Linked DNA regions of Mus musculus: region 2 is linked to region 1. A link is a contact called in ENCODE Hi-C or POLR2A ChIA-PET data. All regions are on one chromosome and are shown on one strand. The core of a region is the stretch at or near the end of the contact, and the rest is flanking DNA. Distances in the headings are between cores, read along the strand shown.

What was found. A loop is a pair of places that touch in the nucleus more often than their neighbours do. ChIA-PET counts read pairs that join two places held with the same protein, here RNA polymerase II (POLR2A).
Region 2: a loop to region 1 is called in a map of regulatory T cell, with 2.1 times the contacts of the local background. The contact joins two enhancer-like sites. A Hi-C loop is called at or near these places in 2 of 37 maps with a recorded cell type or tissue (Patski and regulatory T cell). POLR2A ChIA-PET finds 5 or more read pairs at or near these places in 5 of 5 experiments (Patski and embryonic stem cell).

Annotation. Positions count from the first base shown.
Region 1 is chr4:150,739,888-150,747,271 of GRCm38, reverse strand. No RefSeq gene overlaps it. Among named protein-coding and RNA genes, the nearest start is that of Gm36600, 38 kb to the right of the region's middle. Within about 2 kb of position 1,676, at least 1 of the 3 ENCODE cell types and tissues checked has a DNase peak (open chromatin) inside an H3K27ac peak, as active enhancers do.
Region 2 is chr4:150,779,341-150,786,659 of GRCm38, reverse strand. No RefSeq gene overlaps it. Among named protein-coding and RNA genes, the nearest start is that of Gm51276, 15 kb to the left of the region's middle. Within about 2 kb of position 2,144, at least 1 of the 3 ENCODE cell types and tissues checked has a DNase peak (open chromatin) inside an H3K27ac peak, as active enhancers do.

The sequences.
Region 1 (7,384 bases), core at 427-2,926:
CTCTGACATGGTAACTGAGGGTAGTTCTGCAGGCATGCGATCATCTAACGTGTCCCAGCGGTTTTGGAGTGCCCAAGTCCAGGGGAGTTCATAAAGCGTAGTTTACAGCTGCTCATCTTCTGTCCTCCAAGAGTCAAGTCCTTCAGGTTGATTCCCACTGCCCTGGGGATGATGGTGGGCACAGGAGGGCCGGCGCTTACAGGACCTTTGTGGACTTTTCCTTCCTGAGACATTTTTTTTGTTGGTTTTTTTTGTTTGTTTGTTTGTTTTGTTTTGTTTTGTTTTTCGAGACATGGTTTCTCTGTATAGCCCTGGCTGTCCTGGAACTCACTTTGTAGACCAGGCTGGCCTCGAACTCAGAAACCCTCCTGCCTCTGCCTCCCGAGTGCTGGGATTAAAGGCATGCGCCACCAGGCCCGGCTCCTGAGACATTTTTAATAGCTAAAAGCTGCAGGTCTAAAAACCACCATCGGGAAAACAGTCTTAAGTGGTTTTATCTAATCTCGGGCCCAAGTCAATGATCAGAGTATTATGGGTAAAAATGAGTCATACGCCCTCTCATTGTCAAAGTCAGAGGGCTCCTGGCTCTGTCCCCTTCTACCCTGGTTGGGGTTCCAGGGTCCCTCAGAGCCTTAGTTGGATGCTGAGGACACTGTGCGTGTTCTTTGACTGAAGTCTCCTCTTTGATTGCACTGTGCCGCCTTTTTATCTCTTCCCTTCTCCGAGGGTGCCACCAGAAGCCAGGTGACTCCACTAGACTCCTACAGCGCAAAGAGGGTGATGTCGTGCTACCCACGGTTGGCACAAAGGGAACAGAGTTGATACTAAGAGCTGATTTCTTTTTTTTTCCTGACTGCTCATTGTAGGATGGGGAGAGAGAGAGAGAGAGAGGATTGAGAGAGAGGGAGATTGAGAGAGAGAGAGTGTCTGGCATTTCTCCCAAGCATTTCACCCACAAACCGGTTTAGGCCAGTGAGACAGGATGTTCTGCAGAGCAAAGATCATGTGACCGCCCCGTGTGAACAGACAGATGGTGTATCATTAACAAGCTAGCTTCAGGGTTGCATTTCTCTGGCTCCAGGGTGTCAGTGACCCCAGAGATTTAATTAAAAACATAAAAAAATAAATAGTGACAGAGGCCAAAGTTTCATCCTGTTTAGACTCAACATTGTAGTCATTGTGTGTGTGTTGGGGGGTGTGGGTATGTGCTCCTTCTGTTGCAGGGTCTGTGACCTGCCCAAGGGAAACAGGGTTAGTCAGGGGGCATCTGCAGGTTAGCCCCTTGGTGGGTGAGCTTCAAACAGTCACTGTGGCCAGTCACCAGCTCTCTGGCACCCTGTTTCCTAGGGAGACTGAAAGGCTGATTGGAGCTCAGAGACTGCAGAGGACCCAGCTGGTCCACACAGGAGATGGTCAGGATCCCTTTGTGCTAATCGGAAGTATCCAGGTAGGAGAAGAGGCCGTTGTATGTCAGGAGATCCCAGCCTACAGAGGATGCTTTCAGCCCAGCAGAGCCTGGCTCCTCAGCTGCTCTCCAAGCTGTCTGCTGTCAGGTCTTGAGGTTGGGCTCTGGAAGGCTGAAGCTGGAGTTGAGCCCATGAGCATCCTCTAGGCTCACCAGGAGGACATGCTGGCACGGAAACAGGCAGAGGCAGGGAGGCAGAGGGAGGTTGTGTGAGCAGGGTCATGGATTCTCCGCATGACATCTGAGGAAAATCAAATCTAGTCCTTTGGCAGGTACTGGCTTGCAGAGCCCTGTGTGACTGACACATGGGCCTAGACCACCGGCAGCAAGGGGCCAATGGAGTGTCATAAGGAGGAATTCTTTGGATGAGACACAATTAATCTTTTCCAGGTGACAATTCATTTTGTCAACTGAAGTTGCTCTTAAGGGGACACATTGAAAGGTCTTCCTATGTAGCCCAGGCTCCTCCTACCCCATGTTGCTTTAAACACTGATTTAGGATTTATTTGTAGTGTATGTGTGTGAGTATTTTGCTTGCACATAAGCACAGCACCTATGTGCAGGGTCATTGGAGCCCAGAAGAGGTCAGGAGTTACAGATGCTTAAGAGCTGCTGAGTCATGCTGGGAACTGAACCCAGGTCCTCTGGAAGAATGGTAAGTGCTCTCAACTGCTGGCCATCTCTCCAGCTCCTGCTTTCAACTGGGTGTGGAGAGATGCTCCGCAGTCAGGAGCACATGTACACCCAATCATGTGTGCACACACAAATACATATACACCCAATCATATGTGCACACACAGATACATATACACCCAATCATGTGTGCACACACACAGTCACATATACACCCAATCATGTGTGCACACACACAGACACATATACACCCAATCATGTGTGCACACACACAGACACATATACACCCAATCATGTGTGCACACACACAGACACATATACACCCAATCATGTGTGCACACACACGGACACATATACATACAATTTTTTCAAGATTTATTTTTATTTGGTGTGTACGGGTGCTTTGCCTACACACATCCCTGTGCCACATGTGTGCCTGGTGCCTCTTTTGTGGAGGCCAGAAGAGGAGATCAGATGGATCCCCTGGAGCAGGAGTTATAGACAGTTGTGAGCTGCTATGTGGATGCTGGGAATTGAGCTCAGAGAAGAGAAGAGAGGAGAGGGGAGAGGAGAGGAGGAGAGGCCAGTGCTCTTAAGTGGTGGAATATCTCTCCAGCCCTATAAAATTCTTTTAAAAATTAGAATGTATACATTATTGGATACTTACAATATAATGAATATGACATGTAAATATGTGCACATATCATATGAATATATTTTGTTATTACAGAGTGATATGAAGGACTGTCTTTGGAGTCAACCTTTGAAACAAGAGTTAGAGTCATCTCTGACCCTCCCCCCCCCCACCTTAAATAGGGTCCCTTCCTCTGCCGCCACCTCCCCAGCTTGAGGCAACTGTGATCTCAATTAAATTTAGTGTTCAGAGCTGGGCATAGTGGCGCACGCCTTTAATCCCAGCACTTGGGAGGCAGAGGCAGGCGAATTTCTGAGTTCGAGGCCAGCCTGGTCTACAGAGTGAGTTCCAGGATATCCAGGCCTACCCAAAAAAAAATTGTGTTCATCATGTCATTGGTTTTATAAAGGTAACTTTATAATTTCTCCCCAAATGCTCTTGTGTGTGTGTGTGTGTGTGTGTGTGTGTGTGTGTGCGCATAGGCATGCGAAAGAGTGAGCTCCCCTGTGCATGTAAAGGCCTCTTTGAGAGATGGTGTCTCCGTGAACCTGGAGTTCATAATTTTCAATACACTGAATAGCCAGCAGCAAGTCTCCAGGATGTACCGGTCTCTGCCTCCCTGTCACCATGGTTACAGGTGCACACACCACCCCACCACCACCACCACCTGCGCCCCCCCCCCGCCCCTCCCCCCTGCCCCGGCCCCCTTCGGCTTGTACACTGGTTCTGGAGCTCAGGACTTAGGTCCTCACCCAGGCACAGCAAGCACTCTAGTCTGAGCAGTCCGCCACCCTTTTAAGATCCCTTTTAAGTTCACATGCAAGACATACACAAAGAAATGCACAGACCCGAAAGCCCATAGCTTGATGTATTTTGAAATGCTGGTAACCAAGGAACCACGCCCTACTCCAGGAAATCTGCTTTCGTCATCCAGAAAGTCCCTCAATCCCCCACCCCACCAGGATTCCTTAAGGCTCCTCTATTTTGTTTTCTTTGTTCTAGAATTCCATAGAAATTAAGTTACACAATGTTTCCAATTTTCCTCCTCCTCCCTCTCCTCCTCCTCTTCCTCTTTTCTTCCTTACTACCCCTATTTTGTTTTGTGCAGGGGATGGAACCCAGCACCTAATACATGGTCAGCATGTCCTCTGCCACAAAGCTATACCTGCTCAGCACCCCAGCACTCTCATTCCACAGAGCTACACACCCCCAGCACAGGCTCTCACAGACCCCGCCCCCAGCACGCAAGCTCTTACAGACCCCGCCCCCTAGCACACACTCTTACAGACCCCGCCCCCCAGCATATCCACGGCTCACTGCTGGATGTGTGGTGGTCTCTGGGGCTGGAGGAGGAGAATTTTGCTGGAATTAAATTTAGTGTTCAGAGCTGGGCATTATTCTTTATTTGCTCCTGGGCGTTCAGATGGCTTAAAGATGTTTAGGATAGCGTGTTAGTGAATAGCCTTTTGTGGAGATCATTTCTTCCTCATTTCTTCTCTCGCCCTCTCCCCTCCCCTTTCATCTCTTGTTTTGTTTTGAGACAGTGTTTCTCTGTGTAGCCCTGGCTGTCCTGGAACTACAGAAGGAAACATGAGTCACACTCCTTAGACCAGGCTGGCCTCGAACTCAGAGATCTGCCTGCCTCTGCCTTGGGAGTACTGGACTAAAGACATGAGCTGAATGTGATCTTCTGAGGATTCTCCTCGATTCGTTTTTTTCTCTAGGACTAAATTGTGTGTGTGTGTGGGGGGGGAACTAACTTGGTCTTTTTTTTTTCTCCATCCTTTATTTGGGGAACCAGGAGGGACACTTGTGCACCCTGGTATCATTTTCAAGTCAGAGATCTCTCCTTCCGTCTTGTGGGAATCCCAGGGATCTAACTGTCAGACCTGGTGGCCAGCACCTGTGCCAATCCACCTCACCCTGCTGGCTGGAAACCTGTGCTTTTACAAGCAGCCATGCTAACTTACCATTTGTATTATTTCATCTGGATTAATGTGTTAAGAATTGTATTGTGTCTTGTTTGTCTCCCCTCCCCTTTTGATGGTAGGGGGTTGAACCTAGGGTTTCTTGCATGCTAGTCAAACACTTTAGTACAGAGCTACATCCCAATCCTCTTTATTCTTTTGAGGCACTGTCTTGCTAAGTTGCCCAGGCTGGTCTGGAACTCACTGTACAGCCCAGGCAGGAACTGGCTTTTTGCTTTTTTTGTCTCAGTCTCCTGAATGCTGACACCATAGGTGTGACCCACCATGCCTGACAACAATTTTGTCTTCATATCTTTTTATTATATGCTCTTTATCAAGAAAATTTCTTCTGGTCTACTTACTTCTTTTCTTAGTTGAAATGACCAAGATGTTAAACATTTTTATTTTCATTCATTCATTCATTCATTCATTCATTGTGTTTGAGTGTGTGTATGTGTGTGTGTGTGTGTGTGTGTGTGTGCGTGTGTGTGCATGTGCACACATGCTCTACAGTGCCCTTATAGAGGTCACAGGACAACTTACCGGACCGGTTCTAGCCATTCACCACGTGGTCCCCAGGCATGTGACTCTGGCTGACACAGGCTCCTGTGGTAAGAGCTCTTTACCCAATGAGACAGGAGGTTTTATCAGTGCTTCTGTCCTTCATGTCTATTTTTATTTTAATTTTAAAATTACTTTTATTTTAGATTTATTTATTTTGTTTTATGTGTATTAGTGTTTCACCTCTGTCTGTGTACTACATACATACATGCCAGGAGAGGGCACTAGATCCCCTGGAACTAGAGTTATGGGTGCTTGTGGAGTCCCATGTGGTTGCTGGGAATCGAACCTGGGTCCTCTGGAAGAACACTCAGTGCTCTTAATCGCTGAGTCAACCCTGCAGTCCCGTTTGTCAATTCCTGTCTATAAGTCTATGAAGTATTTACTTACAAAGTGCTAGACATTTTAAAGCACATTTAAAATTCTCATGTCCTTTGGAATACTAAAAAGTTTATCACTTAATAGGTAACCTTGGCGGGGTGAGGCAGGGAAGGAGGGAAAGAGAGAGAGAGAGAGAGAGAGAGAGAGAGAGAGAGAGAGAGAGAGAGAGAGAGGGCAGGGAGAGTTACTGTCTTTGCATTGGTAGTTTTCTGGTATTACATTCTTCACCTCCTTCTCGATGGTCCCACAGCCCTCAGCTCTAAGGGCTTAATCCATTTCTAGTGGGTCAGTTATACATACTGTGATGCATACTGTCCTGCCATCAGAGGGGGAATGCTGCAGAGTCTGAGTGGGAAGGTCACCCATCTCTGTGTGTCATCGGAGCAGCTGCTGGCTGCTGGGAATTGGGTGTTGTGGTGGTTTGAATATGCTTAGCTGAGGGAGTGGCTTTATAAGGAGGTGCAGTCTTGGTGGAGTGTGTATGGCCTTGTTGGAGGAAGTGTGTCACTGTGGGAGTGGGCAACGAGACCCTCCTCCTAACTACGTGGGAGCCAGTCTGCTTCTAGGGACCTTTAAAGGGAGATATAGAATTCTCAGCTCCTCCTGCACTATGCCTGGCCTGGACACTGCCATGTTCCCTCCTGCCTTGATGATAATGAACTGAACTTCCAAACCTGTAAGCCAGCCCCAATTAAATGTTGTCCTTATAAAAGCTGCCTTGGTCATGGCCTCTGTAAAAGCCTAAGGAAGACAGATGTCTTAGGCCCTCCCTCAGATGTGCATCTCAAGAAAATGTTCTGTTCCTGCGTAAGTCTAGGGAGCTGCGGTCGTTTGAACAGGCTACGGCCTCTGTAGACTCGTGTGTGTGTGGATGCTTGGCCAGGCATGAGCTACACTGAGTGACCGGAACACACTGGCTTTGTTTTATTCAAACTTTCCCACCAACCTGTCCCGAATGTCAAATCTCCTACAACAGACGATAGTCACTGTATGACAGAACAGGAGGGGATGATCAGGCCATCGTCACAGTATGACAGATTGTGGTAGGGGATGATCAGACCTGATTCTGTGGACCTGAGCTCTAGGGTACTAGTAGAAGATTGTTTGCCTGAGCAGCAAGGCCGCGGTTAGGAGTTAGGCTTGATCTCTCGATCCCAGAAGTGTCTGAGCTTCTGTTTGATCAGCTGGCAGCCAACGTATTTGACATTCCCAAGTGCAGCCAAGATCAAAGCAGCTGCAGTAATGTGCGTCTCTTCAGCGCTCAAGAGTAGAGTAAAAATGTGAAAAATGAGTGTCTATATGAGGGGTTGGAATCTCATTTCCCTTCCTCCACCCTAAGGACAAATCAAAAGCCACGTGACTTCTCAGAGCAGCTGGCCCTGCCTGAGTAACCAGTGACCAGGGATGTAGACAGAGTGGCAGCATCATCCCTGGGGAGGGTGTGGGGTGGGGCCTCTTATAACGAGTCTCTTATCTGTGTTTGACAATTTCCATAATTAAAATATTTAGCAAGGCTGGGCGTCCTATAATCCCAGATATTCACGAGCCAAGGCAGGAGGACTACTAGTCCGAAGCTTGCCTGGGCTACAGAGTGAGTTCTAGGCCAGCCTGAGCAGCTTAGAGAGGTCTTATTTCAAAATAAAAAGTCAATAGTACATACAGCTGGGCAGGCTTGGTGGCATGTGTCTTTAATCCAAACACTCAGGAGGCAGAGGCAAGCAGATCTCTGTGAGTTTGAGGTCA
Region 2 (7,319 bases), core at 895-3,394, 39 kb before region 1:
CATTTCTACCTCTGGCAACACAAAACTGTGTGTCCCAGATTCTTGTGACTTTCCTTTCCCATAGTCAACTGGACAATTCCTTCTCTGAGGGGACCCGCCTGGCAGAGGCCCTCAACCATCAGAGTTTGTTTCTCAGTATTTAAATTGTATGCCTTCTAAACATCTGGGAGAAAGCTTGCTACATTGTAACTAGAGCAGGAGTCCTCTAGGTGTTTGTTACCCTCCCGTTAGTCATGGAGTGGCCGTCTTGGATATCAGTTTGACTGCCGTGGTATCACTACACGTCTGTTCAAGTTACTCTTATTTAATCATGATCCTCAACCCAAGAATTATGATGCTGGCCATTGAAATGTGACAAAGAGGAGCCCCATAATTGCTTCCTTTAAGAGTAGAGAGGAACAGTAAGACATTTTGAGAGACTATAAGTCTTTAATTTTTTTTGTTTGTTTGTTTTATTTTGTTTTGTTTTGTTTTTCTTTTTTGTTTTTTTTGAGACAGGGTTTCTCTGTGCAGCCCTGGCTGTCCTGGAACTCACTCTGTAGACCAAGCTGGCCTCGTACTCAGAAATCCGCCTGCCTCTGCCTCCCGAGTGCTGGGATTAAAGGGCGTGCACCACCATTGCCCGGTATACCTTTAACCCTTGTTACAGCATATTGCTATAATTGTTCTGTTATGATTAATGATTGTGGCTTATAGCTTACTGTGCCAAATTTGTAAGTTAAATTTAATCAAAGGTAAACATGTATAGAAAAAACCATTGTATGTATGTGTATGGGTATGTATGTGTGTATGTGTGTATGTATGTGTGTATGTGTATATGTTGAGTATTGCTCACAGTTGCTGGTACCTACCAGGAATTTTGTCCTGTATCCTCGTAACATTCTGTCCTGGGGTGGAGAGACAGATCTGTTGTTAAAGTGTTTGCCGTGCAAGCATAAGGACCAGAGTTCGGATCCCCAGAGCCCCTGTAAATGCTGGATGGCCATAGGACCTGCCTATAATTGGAGCATTAGGAAGGGTGATACAAGGATTCAACAGAGCAAGCTAGCTAGCCAGACTCACCATACTGGTGAGCTCTGGGTTCAGCTGAGAGAGCCCATCTCATTGGATAAGATGGAGAACATTCATGGAAGACCCAGTATGAGCCTCAGACCTCCTAGGACAAACACGGGTCCATGCTCCCACACGCACGTGGATATGATATACACACATGAGGGAAAGAGAAGCTATGAAACACTCTGTTCCGATACTCTCATTGAATTTTGCTTTATAGGCTCCATTTAAGGGCATGGATGCTCTCAACTTAGCAGGCCAGGCTTGTAGCCAGAAAGATTTCTCAATCCCATAGAGTTCTCTGAGATCTGCCGGTGTCTTTGGCTGGGTCAAACTAGACACCACGATCTAATTACTTGGACTCCTCTTTTGTGTCCCTCCCAACCCTAGAGTTTTAGGCCATGAAGTTCTTTTGTTAATAGCCATAAAAAATGTAGTATTAAAATGTCCCATTATCGAGAAAGTACACCAGGCCATAAAAATAGGGCCTCCCTCATGATTGCTTCAGAGTTGACGCAAAAGCACAAATTGTAATTCCTCAGAGAACTGGCTGTGTTGAAATATTTACAGGAGGTCAGGGGTCTCCCTCCCTGCCCCCAACCCGGGAGCAGGGAGCAGAGACCCAAAGATGTGGGCAGCAGTGAAGCCAGGCAGGCCTCTCAAGCTGTGTTTATACTGGAAAGCAGTCTGGAAAATGCCCCCCATGGTTTCCCTGGAGCCTGGAGGTGGGCCTTGCAATACCAGAGGAATGAAAACAAGCCGAAGTGCTGTGTTTAGCACAATTTACTAGGAAAGGTCCCTCTGAGAGCTGCAGCCGGACCTGAGGGCTGGAAAGGAAATCGAAAGGGCAAGGGAAGTCAAAGCACAGAGCAAGGCCAAATAACAGTAATGATAGTCATAGAAATAATAATTTTTACAAAGCCACCCCAACTTGATTGAGACAGTGGAAAATTTACAAACATGAAGTCCGTGCAGCCCAGCACGTTCAAGTGGGTATGAGACAATCTGTTTTCATGTCCTCAAGTCCCAGTCGGGTCGTGAAGTCACTCCCTGAGGACTGGGCGAGCTGCTCTCTTCCCAGGGTGTCCCTGCTCCTTCAGCTCACACCCAGGAGGCTGTGGCCTGGCTGTTGTAATTTGCACTGGTTCTCTGAGGCCTGGCAGATGCAAACGACTCCTGGTAGTGGGTTGACTAAACCTTTATTACATTCCCAAGGCCCGTCAGTGATTGCCAGATGGATGGATGGATGGATGGATGGATGGATGGATGGAGGGATGGATGGATGGATGGATGGATGGATGGATAGAACGATGGGTGGATGGGTGGATGGGTGGATAGATGAATGGGGGGGTGGATGAATGGGTGGGTGGGTGGGTGAATGGATGGATGGGTAGATGGGTGGGTAGGTGGATGGGTGGGTGGTGCTCACAATTAGCCCTAGCCATTTGAAAGGCTCATGTGTGTTGTAGCCATGAGTGGAAGGCGTCTTTTTGCCTCCTCTCTGCTATCTTCCGATGGTTTGCCTTGCTCTGTACTAGGACTCACATATGAGGAGTTGTGTGACCAGAACACACCAACCAAAGCCTGCCTTCAAGGTTTGTCCAGCGTGGGGTGATGAGAGTATTCAATGGCTGAGCATACTCACTGTATAATGGTCCTGAGTTCAGATCCCAGCACACATATAAAAAGCTAGGGGTGGCCCTGGGTCCTGTAGCCCCAACACTGCAGAGGGCGGAGAAAGGATGATCAGAGCAGCATATCTGATGTCCTCCTTGGCATGCCCCATCCACCTACCTCTACCTGTGTGCATAACACACAGAGGCATACAATGATACACACAAAGTCACACATGCATACAACAATACACATGCTCTCTCTCTCTCTCTCACACACACACACACACACGAGTAAATGTAATAAAAAATGTTATAGTGATATCAAAATGCTAAGCATTGGTACTATGAGGTAGTCACTATGTGCCTGGTGCTACCCAGTTTATATAAACACCTTTTCTATCAAACCTTTATAGTAGCTACCATTTCCTTTTCCTTGCATTTTGTTACCCCTCCCCCGTCTCCTTTTGATACTGGGGACTGGACCTGGGCTCTTGTGCTTGCTAGGCAAGGGCTCTGCCACGGAGCTATGCCTCACCCCGTGCAGCACGTCCGGAAGCCGAGGCACAGAAAGATTATAGACAGTTGCTTCCAGGTTAATGGCTAGTAAGTGGCACAGATAGGCCTCGAACCCATGCACTCCAGGTTCAAGATCTGAGCTTTCTATTTTATTTGAGACAAAGCCCAGGCTGGCCCCAAACTTGTGATCCTCCTGCCTCAGCTTCCTGAGCACTGGGATTCTAGGTTGCATGCTACCAAATCTAAGCCAGGCACTGGGCTTTAATATAAACATATTTCTTTAAAGTACAGAAAACTATCTTAACTCATGCCATTTAACTCTTGTTCATAACTGAATTTTACACATTTTTAGTTTTTTAAAAGTCACTTTTGCTCCAAGTGGGTTTTTTTCAGGACACGCGCCTCTGAAGAGCGACTGACCAATTTGGTGTGTTGGGGATGAAGGCGTTGGAAAACAGAGGATACAGAGGGCATCTCCTACAAGATGGGGCCCCAGCTGGAGGACAGGTTAGACCCTCCCTTGAGTGTGCAACCGGGAAGCTCTTCCTTATAACCCGGGGAGATGAGAGGTCAGGCCACTCCCAGCTGAGCCTCGCCACAATCTATCACCTGTCCCGTCCTCTCCTAAGGGCCCATTCCTCTCCCCTGAAAGGCATTCACTGTCACCTAAGTGGCCTGTATTTCCTGCCCTTCTCCTGATGAAACTGATAACAAAATTCCCTGACTCTGACTGGAGGGATGACCTTGCTTCCCATTATGCCTTTTGTGTATGCACACATGCAACCAACCAACAGGAATAAGTTTATATCCCCACCCCACCAACCTCCACCCCCAACCCCCCAACCTCCACCCTGCCTCCTGCCCATCTGCCTATCTCAAATTCAACACCAAACCTAAGAGGAAGGTCTCTCCTCCCTCAACGCTGCATTCCAAGGTAGTGACAATTAGAAATCTACCCCCACCCCTGACCCAATCACTTTATGGCTTGAGTTCACACATTCAGTAACAGCCCCTCCTTTTAGGATCCAGAGGGAACATTCCAGGAGTGGTTTCTCACCCAACAGAAACCTCTGGATGCAGAAGTGGGACTAATATTGGGTCTCGGAGAACAAACAGGAACTGGGTGGAAGGGGCTGGAGAAGCCCCCAAGGCCCTTCATGTCTTTGCATGCCATGGTCTGGGATGGAGCCCAGGACCTGTGCATCCTGGGTACACGGTGTACCACAGAGCAGAACCCAAAACCCGGTCCTGGAATCAGCACCTTTCCTTGCAATCAGTTGACAATACCAGCTGTCTACCTTGTTCACGGATGTCATTTGGTACCTCAAGTCGATCTAGCTGCAGAGGAGGGACTAAGGAAATGCCTGAACATTGAGAGGTTAGCTACATTAGGGAACTAATTTAGGGCTTTATGCATGTGAGATGAACGCTACCAACACCCCCAGTTCATCACACAGGGAGAACTTTCACATGGTTTAAAGCAGCAGAAACGTCATCATCACACCAACGGGAGCAGACAAGCCTCCCCAGAATACAGAAAACCTGACCGGTTCTAGGGGATGGCAGTTGACTCAAGCGACTCCATTTTGGTTCGGTCTGCCTTTAGAGCCGTCTAAAGCAGTGTCCTCCTAGGATTTGGTTGTTGTTGTTTAACAAGGCCCAGCTCCTGTCCTGCTCAGCAGCCCAAGCCGGAGGCACACAGAAAGTAGGAGAAAATTGACCATGGCTCGGACTCGGAAGCTATCTCATCCGGTTGCCAGAGAATTCTGCTAAAACCCAAGGGCTATACAGTCTGGAGACTTCTTCTCAGTGCCAGGTGCCTACCTGTTATCATTCCCCTCTTGGGTAACTAGAAAAACAACTGTTCTTTAGTGCTGACCAGAGCGGGGAAAGGGAACAAAAAAAAAATTCTTGACCCCTGTTTCCTGTTGGATTGTGAAACAAAAAGGTAAATATTTAAGTCAGCGTGGCTTGCCCAGAACAATCGGCCCCATTGTGACATGCCTGGTGGAGTCTTTGCTGAACAAAAGGGACCTCACTGTCACTGGTGGCCCAGGCTGGGGCTGCTAGAGGAGAGGCAGACACAGCATCATCAGAGACTTGCTTTGGGGACAGCTCAGACCATCTCAGGGTCAATGCTGAGTGTCCTTGGGTTGTGCAGAGTGGTTTTCCTTAAAGGAAAACACGGTCAGCGCTTTAGAAGCCCAGACACACCAACAGCCTGAGCAAAGAAACGTGGCTCTTGCTCACACAGTCAGGATCAGGTTGGTTCTTACGTCCAGCACTTAATGACTGGCCGTGGCCCCCAACCCCAAGCTCAGAAGCCTTGGCAGTGAACACTCCAGTTTTCTAGGGTCTCAGGTAGCTCTAACGTATTACATAAGCAAGGGTGACCTTGACAGGTCTTCTGCCTGCCAGGTACTGGGATTACAGGCACGCTCCCTCAAGCCTGGTGGTGCTGGGGTTGGAACCCAGGGCTTTGTGCATGCCAGTCAAGCACTAACAGCCACAGCTCCAGCTCAGTTGTCTCCCTGTCTGGGTCTCTTCTCTACATACAGCCCCCCCACCCCCCAGGGAACAGCGCCATGACGACCCATGGCAGTGAACCTGCTGCAGACCTTTTCATCCCCCGCTCTGTAAAGTCCAGGAAGAGAGAGGCAGCAAAGCCATGTGAGGTCGAAAGAACCCAGGGCAGGGGAGCCAGGGGCCACGTGTGCTCTCCATTTGTGCGCGACCAGATATGATGTTCAACACCATGGGGAGAGACTTCTTTGCAGCCAGTGTGGGCAGCCCTTTCATTCACATGGCCAGTGCTTGCTTGGGAGTTATGTGTACCTGGAATTGTGTTTGGCTCCGGGAAACAGTGGTCAGGGTGTTGGTGGGTTGCACTCGGGGTTGTGTGAGCCCCACCCCCCAGGACTCCTGTCCTGGGTTTGAGGTGAAGGGAATGAGTCACCCAACCTTGGGCATCTCCCTCTCACCTCTGATTTCTTTCTGAGGTCCTGGATAACTCCTTAGACCATTTATTTAAAAACAAACTTACTTATTTAAGTTTGTTTTATTCATGGCCATAAAGTAGCAAGAAAGTTGCAAGGTCAAGGCAAAAACCCTTCTGAGCAGCTAGAGAGTCAGAGAGCTTGTGCGAGGACTGTAGTTCAGGGGTACAGCATTGCCAAGCGTGAGCCAGGTCCCAGGTTAGCTCTCCAGGACTGTCCAAGACAAGGGTGGGGGTGGGGGTGGGGGTGGAGATGGGAGTCTTGGCCTGAAGTTGCATTGACAATTCTTGGGATAGGAGGAAGCTCCAGGGTAAGGTGCCCTTACTACACAAGCATGAGGACATAAGTTCAAATCCCCAAGACCCATGAGAAAGCACTGGGGGTTAGTGCAGAGAGAAGAGGCAGGAGGAACTCTAGGGTTCTCTGGCTTCAGGCCTAGCTCGAGGGTCAGTGAGAGACCCTGTCTCAATGGAATACGGTGGAGAGTGGTCCTGCAGGGCACCCAGGGTCCTCTATTCCCATTGCTACTCACACAGGCCTCTGTGCCCTCATACACATCAAGCGCGCGCGCGCGCACACACACACACACACACACACACACACACACACACACACACACAGAGAGAGAGAGAGAGAGAGACAGAGAGAAGTAATCCAACCCAATAGTCCTTGAGGCCTAACACACAAATCCTACACACAGCTGGCAACCATCAACATCAGCAATTATCAACAACTTAAAGCCATCTTTGAATCCCAAGGTCCCTCTCACATTTTTGCCACTTGTCCCAGTAATGTCCTTTATGTCCGGCCATGCAATATTGAATCACTTGATTGTCTTTCCCTGACCTTAAAGCCAGCCCACTTGTGAAACTAATGGACAGTTGTGCCTCAGGGTGCCCTCGGCTTTTTACATCTAGGACTTCCAGTGGCCGGAGCCCAGCCATCAATCACAGAACATCTGGGAAGTCATGGTGTGGCCACCACCTGACTTGTCTTCTGACATCATACAGAGCTTCAATTTACCACAGTTTGGATTGCCAGATAAGGGGCACCAGGCTGCTTCTTCATCTGGGATGCCGGCTTCATTCCTGTCAGTGATACACGCTCAGCAGGTGTCCTCATCAGACTGAAGAGTGTG